Regions from separate parts of the Homo sapiens genome. Here region 1 is linked to region 2. Evidence: chromatin loops called from intact Hi-C (ENCODE). Cell type or tissue: heart right ventricle. All regions are shown on one strand. Region 1 overlaps SNHG14 (small nucleolar RNA host gene 14). Region 2 overlaps SNRPN (small nuclear ribonucleoprotein polypeptide N).

Region 1 (5,000 bases), 60 kb before region 2:
TGAATATGGACTGCATACTGTTATACTTTTATACTATTGACACATTTCATTATTTTGAAATTTTTACCGAAGTCAATATAAGATGCTCAGGCTCTTAGAAAGTAGATGTTGAAGTGTTTTGGGTTACAGGAAGATAATGTCGGCAAATCATTCAAATAGTACATAAAATGATAATGCTATGTATAAACATATAAAGGGAGGCGAGAGCAAGAAGAGGAAGTGGGGGAAGAACACAACGATGCAGAATAAAAAGTCAATCTAGGTGAAGCGTAAATCAGGTCGCTCTGCATGATTCTTGCGATTCTGAATCTAAAATTATTTCAAAAATACAAAGTCATAAAAACGCTGGTATAAGGTATACTTAGGGCGTTTATGAACTTCCAAGCGGATTTAGAAAATATTAATGATTTCTTGCTCAGATAAACAGGATTTTTGGGTAGAGTGAGGAAAAATGGGGTACTGCCTCCTTATCTTATAAATCACACATCATTATTTGATTCTTCTTTTAGCCACGGCCATTAATTGTTTAAGTCAGACTTATGTTAAAAATGCCATTTTCACCTATTAGATTGGCTAAAAATTTAAAGCTTTTTTTTTTTTTTGAGATGGAGTTTCGCTCATCACCCAGGCTGGAGTGTAGTGGTGCAATCTCGGCTCACTGCAACCTCCGCCTCCTGGGTTCAAGCAATTCTCCTGTCTTAGCCTCCCAAGTAGCTGGGATTACAGGTATATGCCACCACGCCCAGCTAATTTTTTGTATTTAGTGGAGATGGGATTTCACCATGTTGGTCAGGCTGGTCTGGAACTCCTGACCTCAGGTGATCCACCTGCCTAGGCCTCCCAAAGTGCTGGGATTACAGGCGTGAGCTACTGCGCCCGACCTCAAAAATTCTTAATACCTGTTGCACACAAGTTTTTATGAAAATTGGCACTTCCATTACAACACCGTTCTGTGGTGGCAGAGGACACCATTTTCAAGAGCAATTTCACAGCATCTAACTGAAACGAAACTGATGATCCAACAATGCCACAGCTAGACATTTATCCTGTAGAATTAGGAGACCAACTGCATTAGAATATATATATAGTGCAACATTATATGCAGCAACAAAACAAACAAAACATTAACCTGCTTTCCCAAAACAGAGAAATGGATTTACCTGTTGTAATACATACTTTACATCCCATAAAAAGTCTGTGGGTAAGCTATATTTATTGATTTAGAAACATGTCCATGCTGTATTAAAGAACCTTGAAATTTATAAAATAACATCTATCGTAATAATCACACATTTGTAAATGAATTCCACATAAACTTATGTAAGCTGAGAAAAGTTACTGACAACTACACTACAAACACTACTTATCAAACCTAGGAAGTAGGTATGGAAGGTAGTAGATAAATGACCACAGCTTGCTTCATATCACTGAGTGACTCACTCATTCTTGTTGGCTCTGTTTCAATGAACTAGTTGCCAAGCCTAAGTGAAAAGGAGATATAAAAGAATAAAAACACATAACCCTCAACCTGGCTTTAAGAGCCAAGAATTCAAAGGCTTAAAGCAGATTCTGCCCCATGTTTTAGTTTAACTTCCTACGTTGAGGGTTCAGAAAAATGACATGGGATGGAATACATCTTCTCGCTTCTGCCTTCCATGTATATCCACCTTCCCCAGGATCATAATAAACTTCTGCTGTAAGCCAGAGGTCAGAAATCTACAGCCTGTGGTCCAAATCTGGCCTAACACATGTTTTTGTAAATAAGTTTTACTAGAACACGGCCAAATTCATTTGTTTATGAATTGGTTATAGCCGATTTCACGTATAATGGCAATGTTGAGTAGTTACTACAGTATGGACTATATAGTCTGCTCTTTTACAAATTTTGCTACCTCTGTGTATTGTTATACAGACTACAAAACTCTGTATGATGTTTCATATAATGTAAAAGTGTGTGATTAGGACACTGATCTTCTTATAACCAGAACAGCATACTGAACTTGGAAAATATTAACACAAGAAATAGTATGAGATAAATTAACTTTGGAGAAGAGACAGAAGAGCACCTTCTGTCCAGGTAAAATAAATGAGCATTGCAAAAAGGAACACAAGTTCTACCTAAAAATCTAGCTGCCAATGAACAAAATAATATAGTATGAAAGGAGACACTAATGGCTGTACACGTATGAGATTTTTAAACCTTTAATCTTGTGTTGGTAGGATTAACTGACATCAAAGTGATTGATTATATAGTCTTAAAATTCTAGCAAGTGTTTGTTATTGCTAACACTGGTCTAGAGAGGTAATTAATATTACTGAATGCCTCCCATGTATAAACCTATCAAGACAGGTTGGGCAATATGGTGAGCAGTTCCCCAATGGACAGTGCAGCTTATGTTATAGAAGCAGACAATTAAAACACCAAATAAGCACTATTTTATATTAAGCCCGTTTAGGTTAAACAGAAAACAAAGGAAAACCAGGGTAACGTGGATAAAGGGGAAATCTCTTTGGTGCACTGAGATTTTTATTCCAGCCCCAAATAACACTAATGATACCAATAAAATGATTGTACAACATGTTCTACAAGATGAGATCACAAGGGCTCAAATGGCAGTGCAAGGGTCTCGCTCTCCCTTACACACTCAGTTGTCATGTCATCCAAGTTTGTGTACTTGGAAAGAGGTGAACTATAGTCAATCTCAGATCCTGATCTGCAATGAGATATACTAGGTCTAACAAAAAGGATACTACAGAAGGTCTAGTCCAGATAACACAAATGCTTAAGATTTCATTTGGGACTTGTCTAAAAACTGTGGGCTCCTGATTCAAATGAGGAAAAAAAGTATCTTACACATGGGGAAAAAAAATCACTGGCACACCAAGGCCCTCTGCTTCTGAGAAAGACTTGCCATCATCTGGACAGTGACTAACGTATCCATGGGGTTGAATTAATTATATTTACCATACACAAATCTCACTTCCATTCATAAAGTAAAATATAAATTTAAGAAATACAATGAGTTAATATACAAAAATAGAGGGAAGCATGAAATGTATTGAGAGTGCAGAGAAGTACATAAAAACATTCCAGGCAATTACTTGCGAAAAAGCAGGTCACTTCTATTCCTGGACGTACTTCTATAAAAGGTGTGCCCCTTTAGAAGCAAAGATGCAAGAAGATCCCAGAAAGAAGCAGTAACAACAGCATTTCGGTGATGCTGTAGATGGAACCACCATTTGTCTATGATCCTATTATCCACATGGTCACCACCTGAGAGAGTACAGAAGAAGAGATTGCAAATGGAAATAAACAACAGGTTATGACACAGCCATGCCTGGTGACAGAAATATATCATCTTCAAGTCAAGTAATACTCCATAAAACCGAACTCCTACAATCTGATGTGGAATAACCCAAAACCTACAAAAACCAGGTATACGTACTGTATGCAAATGATAAAGCTGCCATTTTCCTTCGTTTCTCTACACATTTTTTTGTGATTTGAATACCTATCTCCTATTCCAAATTATTTTCACGCCAACCAACCACCTATTTATTCTTTGAACCAGCATTTCCTGTGTAGTTTCTTCATTCTAATTTATACACCAATTCAGGGGTTAAGAATTTTTTTAAAAGACACAATATAAGGAAATACTAATAAGATACTCTGTGTATTCCATTAAGATCTTTCCACAAACTAAAACCCAGTATCCACCCATCAATTCTCCTTGCTACCCTGTATGCTTCTTGTGCAACTTCTCGTGGTACTAAAGTCAAGAAAATGCCTGATTTCATTAAATGTTGGTTATTAACAAGAGTTAACTATAAAGTCCTTGATTAAAATATCGACTCAAAATAATCACATAACCACAAAGTAGGATGTATGAGAAAAGAAATTTAATTTCAAAGAACTCAAATAAGAATCTAATATATCCTCAACGTAGCAAATAGAACAGCTTCAAAATCACAATATAGTCTTTAATGATTTTACCTGCAGGAAAGATGTCTTTGTCCTCCTTGACTATTGAAGATGCTTGTGAAAAAAAAGAAAAACAGGAATGTTGGAAAATAGTTGAAGATTTTTCATTCACTCATCGAAAGAAAGGGTGTTAAGACCCTACTTTTACCACTTCAATGTTGAAATATTCCTCAACTCCTATCTGCTGACCTTACCTACTTACTGATGATATCCTAAATCATGCACTTGGAACTAAAATTAAACCTGCTACTCTCATTATAACCCATACTATTTATAGTAAATTCTAATTCCTAATGACTTTGGTCTCTGACATCTTTTAATAGCCTATCCATTTTCTTTATTTTCCACAGGCTGCCAGACTTCCTTCTTATCTCCCTCTAGCTGATGAATTTATTCCAGAGCATTTATTCAATAAAATTTACTGAAATAATATAAAATTTACTGAGTATACAGATAAAAAGTTATAGTCTCAGTCCAGATGACATTACATACTACGGTGAGAGTAGATAAGACTGGTAAATCAAAACCTGCATAAACTACATATCAAAACTGTGTCAAAATTTAGGGAGCCCTTTTATCTCTTTTATTTCACCTAACTGATAATCACTCCACAAATTCACAACTTTGTGTTTTATAGAATTCATGTATAGTTTTGGATTTTAAAATATTACAAATTAGATTCAATATCAAACTGGTCAAAAATAAACAGTACACCAGGGTTACTGATTCTTACCAGCACTTTTGAAGAATGACGTCTACAAAAATAGTAAATAAGCACAATGATTTGGATTGATATGCAAATTTCAGTCAGTGAAGAAGTTCTCACTTCTTAAACTGGTACCACCTCAGCTATAACTGTGAAAAATATGGGAAAATTGTGACATACGACCAGTTAATATACAGAAGGTGAAGTTCTCTCATTCCTCAACCTCCTAAAGTCCCCAAATTATTAAAATATTGAAAGATCATTTTAATTAAACTAACTTGTGAACCCACTGCAGTTAGTTTTTGCTTATTT
Region 2 (5,000 bases):
TAATTTGAAAAAAATAAAATAAATTAGTATTCATACACTGCATTTTCTTTTTTTTTTTTTCCTGAGATGGAGTCTTGCTCTGTCACCCAGGCTAGAGTGCAGTGGTGCCATCTTAGCTCATTGCAACCTCCGTCTCCTGGGCTCAAACAATTCTCCTGCCTCAGCCTCCCAAGTAGCTGGGATTACAGGCACGTGCCACCACACTCGGTTAATTTTTGTATTTTTAGGAGAGACGGGGTTTCACCATGTTGGCCAGGCTGGTCTCGAACTCCTGACCTTGTGATCCGCCTGGCTTAGCCTCCCAAAGTGCTGGGATTACAGGCATGGGCCACCATGCCTGGCCTACACTGCGTTTTCAAAGTGACTGTTCTTTTCATTGTTAATAGCCAAACAATGCAAACAAACTAAATATCCAGCAGCAAGCTAACGATTACAATAATAATGTTATCACACCACGCACACTTTGTAAAATAAGGTAGATTTATGTGTACTGATATGAAAAGATCACCAAGACATATTGTCAAAATACAGACAGCACGGTGTCGTATGCACACAAACTTCAAATGTGTCCCATGTCCTCCCTTCCTCTCTCCCCACTACACACACAATGCATAGGACAAGGTCTGATGGCTATTTACTTAATGATTATCTCTGGGGAGGAAAAGGCCAGTTAAGTTGGTAGTTGCTTTAAAATGAGACTTACTTTTTATGCAAAACTGTTTTACAAAAAGAATCATCTTCATGAATTTTTAATACTTATAATTAAAAAAAACAATTGTAGCTAAGAAAAAAATGCTACCTACTGATCAAAATTTTAATGGCATCAAATTTTAATGCCATCAAAATTTTAATGGCAATGACAAAATGCCAAAGTTTCAATGTGGACTAAATATGTATTAGGTCATTTAAAATGTTCACCTATTTTTAATTAAAATTTCCCTTCTAGAAATCTAAATTAAAATATGTGTCTGAGTGTGTCTGTGTATACATCCTATATATACATTCCACATATATATACTTAAAACAGGATAAAAAACACAAATGTATTTTAAATTTTAACAGAATAAATGCACTAACCAAAAACAAACACCTAAATATCACAGAGCAAGAATGAATATGTAAATTAATCACTTCAGCGCACAGTACATTTTGCAAGCATACAAAGTGATTTAATAATGCAGAAAAATTTAAGTATGCTTATGTTGAAGGGTAATTACAAAATTTTATAAAGATAAAATGCACTTACCCACGTATAGGAAAAAAGAAAATTATACTAAAATCTTTAAGAGGGTGAATTATTTTAGGATAATATGGTTAAGAATTTCATTGCTTTTTTACTACATCTTCTGTATTAGATGTGTCTGCTTCTTCAATTATGTTCATTTTAATCCCCTCATTGCATGATATTTTGTTCTAATCTGAAAGGAGATTCTGACTTGCATTTGTTCCCAACACAGTCTGTACTCACTCTTGGTTGCTCAGTGAGGCAGTCCTTCTGCGTTTGACTTGGACTTCCACCTCTGGTACGTGCTGTTCTGTAGTTCGTCTCAGGTGTAAGCGATCCCTGAAACAGAAAAGAGAGGCATTTGTTTGGTAGACTGCATCAATCTATGAAATAACTATTTGTCAAGGTTATATTTAGAACTACATTTAATATAATGGATTTTTAAATCTAATTAAAACAAGGTAAAATTATTACAAGATCTTTAACCTTCAAACAGTCATAATCTATGCTATAACCACTTTTTTCTCCTTTTAGAAGCCCATGACATCAGAAAATCTGGTTTTAAAAAAAATCAGAAAATGAAATTAAAATAATATATCTACCTCTATTTGTAGTCACGTACATATAAAATTCCCACTTATGCAGATGTAGATACATACATACCACCACTACCCTACTCACCTTCCCCCCAAAAACAGTAAACCTGATTTCCAAAATGGTTTCAAAAAATATTTTTAGGATACAGTAGACATACTTATATAGTGGAATAGAACATAGTTTAAATTATAAAATATCTACTTTAAAAAAACATGCAAATGGTGCTTTCTTTAGGATTTGCAAAGCAATAGAAGAGCTGCTCAAGCTAAAAACTATCCACATAGCAAAAACAAACAAACAAACAAAAAACCCGCCATGTTACGTCTGCAGAACCCCTCATAAAATGGCTGCTCAAGGGAACAGAACATGAAATCCCACACCAGACTAGCCATATTAGGGACTGCAGAAACCACCTATGAACCTTTAAAGATGATAAATCAGAAAGGTCAGCAGGACCTTTCACTAAAGTAACACAAGTAATATCTCAAAAGCAAAATTCAAAGATACATGCCAAAAGCTATTAATAATTCTCTGAACCCTAGATGTTTTTAAGTCATGTTAGACTTTTAGATTGGTAAAATAGCTTACCAATAACGCACAGCTGTTTTATTCTTTCAAGAGTTTAAATGTTCTAATCAAGCCATACACACATATTTGATTTCTAAATGGTAAAATTTTATACACTGATAATGTTTATTACTTTTGATTACACAATGGTCTATTAAATATAACACCTGAATTACAAGCAGTATAAAAAATAAAGTGGACTTCATCAAAAAATAAAGTTCCGAAAACACTAAAGAAAGTGAAAGGATAACCAGAATAGGAAAAAATATTTGCTTAACATACAGCTAAGTTTCTAGTATCCAAAACAAACAAAAAGAAAATCCAAACAATGAAAAAAAAGAAGGTAGGGAGAGGCAAAGAAACTTTTTCAGGTGACAGACACATTTATGCCACTAATTTTGATAAGAATGATTTCAAAGGCATGTACTTATCTCTTAGCATATCAACTTTTAACATTAACTATCTACAGCTTTTGTATGTCACTCACACCTCAAAAAAGTATTTTTTCAAGTTTGGTATCCAGAATATGTAAGGAACTCTCACAACTCAACAATAAAAGGGCAAATTCTATTGCTACGATGGGTAAAACACTTGAATAGACAGTCCTCCAAACACATACAAGTGGCTAATCTATATGAAATGATGCTGAACATTAGTCACTAAAAAATGCAAATCAAAATCCCAATGAGGCAGGGCGCAATGGTTCATGGAAGGCTGAGGCCAGCGATCACTTGAGCTCAGGAGACCAGCTTGGGCAACATCTATACAAAAAAATACAAAAATTAGCTGGGTGTGGTGGTGCATGCCTGTGGTACCAGCTACTCAGGAGGCTAAGGTGAGAGGGCGCTTGAGCCTAGGAGGCAGAGGTTGCAGTGACCTGAGATCATGCCACTGGCACACCAGCCTGGGTGACAGAGCCAGACCCTGCCTCAAAATGAAAAAACCCCCACTGAAATGCCACCATCTGACACCACAATATTTGTAAAGGATGTGGGGAAACTGCTGGTGGAAACATAAAGTGTTATATATAGACTTTGCCAACTTCCTAAAAATGTTAATCATGAAAGTAACATATGACACTAACTCTACTGCTAGATGAAGTAATATTACAAGACCCAAACTCAGCCTCCAAAGTAGCTGGGATTACAGGCATGCACCACCACACCCAGCTAATTTTTGTATTTATAGTAGAGACAGGGTTTCACCATGTTGGCCAGGCTGATGTCGAGCTCCTGCCCTCAGGTGATCTACCCACCTCGGCCTCCCAAAGTGCTGGGATTACAGGCATGAGCCACCATGCCCAGACAGTTCATGTTCTTTCTATTATACCTGCAGCCTTCCCAGCTACCACTACTCTCATACTTCCAAAAAGACAAAATTTCAAGAACCTGGCATATACGAGGGCTAAGTAAAACCTTGTGAAACTAATTCTTTGTATTAAACGTATTATACGTGTTCCTAGTAGCATTATTCATAATAGCCAAAGAGTGGAAACAACTCAAATGTCCATCAACTTACGAATGAAGAAAATATGATATATCCAAACGAATGTCTTTCAGCCATAAAAAGGAATTTAGTACTGATCAGTGCTACATTATGGTGGGCACACAAATACAGCTAATAATGTAGTACCTTAATATAATACAATTAAAGAAACTATCAACTAAACCATGATTAATCTAATAGTGTACAACTGCAAACACTGTCTTACCAAAAAACAAAAAGAACCCATTCGGCAGTTGCTCAATATGAAAGGTCTGAGGTCAACTGAGGAAATAGCCATCAAACCAAAATATTCTATTATTTCAACTTTCTGAATTTACCTTTTTTTAAATGTAGAGACGGGGTCTCAATACCCAAGCTTGAACTCCCAGGCTCCAGTGATCCTTCTGCCTTGGCCTCCAAAAGTGCTGGGACTATAGACATGAGCCACCGCACCTGGCTTAAATCTACTTATTTTTAATCTACATATAAAATGTCATCTATAAGATTTTGAAAACACTACTTTATTGAATGTTCTAGATACACACACACATGCATTTATCTAACTGCATCCCCAACACAGAAACCAACATTTTATGAAACTGAGGACATCATGAAAAAATCATCATATAGAAAGGGTGTTAAATGTTTGCCCTCAGATCACTTACACTGAAAGTAATAATCCGGAAATATATTGAAAAGCAAAAAGCAATGGAATCCCAATTTTATTACGGCCTAAATTTTCCATAAAATTTAACTAAGATCTCAAGAATAAAAATAAACAAAGTTGGCCAGGTATAGCGGCTCATGGCTGCAATGCCAGCACTTTGGGAGGCCTAGGCAGGGGCACTGCTTGAGTCCAGGAGTTCGAGACCAGTCTGGGCAACATAAGGAGACCCCTCTCTACAAAAAAATAAAAAGTTAGCTGGGCACAGTACCTCAAGCCTGTACTAACAGGCACTTGGGAGGCTGAGGCAGGAGTCTAGATTGATCCAGGAGTTTGAGGTTACAGGGAGCTATAACTGCATCACTGCACTCCAACCTGGGCAACATAGCCAGACCCTGTCTCCTAAAAACAAAAAAATAAGGTTAATGATAGGCTGCTAATCTGTACCCCATGAATATAAGA

Evidence for each region. A loop is a pair of places that touch in the nucleus more often than their neighbours do. Peaks named below come from ENCODE experiments on the same cell type or tissue, not always from the same donor. Only the 100,000 strongest peaks of a DNase experiment are listed, where the experiment ranks them.
Region 1: it touches region 2 in a loop (9-fold over the local background); 10 of 110 quality-filtered maps call a loop at or near these places.

What each region holds. Positions count from the first base shown.
Region 1 is chr15:25,018,864-25,023,863 of GRCh38, reverse strand. SNHG14 (small nucleolar RNA host gene 14) reads right to left here. Exons shown (of 148, transcript NR_146177.1): 21 at 4,716-4,837; 22 at 3,995-4,036; 23 at 3,103-3,274. Among named protein-coding and RNA genes, the nearest start is that of PWAR6, 11 kb to the left of the region's middle. RefSeq lists an enhancer at 1,268-1,562. In heart right ventricle, no CTCF peak of the experiment used is centred here; no DNase peak of the experiment used is centred here; H3K27ac peaks cover 1,045 bases.
Region 2 is chr15:24,958,678-24,963,677 of GRCh38, reverse strand. It overlaps SNRPN (small nuclear ribonucleoprotein polypeptide N), which reads right to left. Exons shown (of 10, transcript NM_003097.6): 2 at 1,469-1,564. It overlaps SNURF (SNRPN upstream open reading frame), which reads right to left. Exons shown (of 3, transcript NM_001394334.1): 2 at 1,469-1,564. SNHG14 (small nucleolar RNA host gene 14) reads right to left here. Exons shown (of 148, transcript NR_146177.1): 5 at 1,469-1,564. Among named protein-coding and RNA genes, the nearest start is that of SNURF, 6.2 kb to the right of the region's middle. In heart right ventricle, no CTCF peak of the experiment used is centred here; no DNase peak of the experiment used is centred here.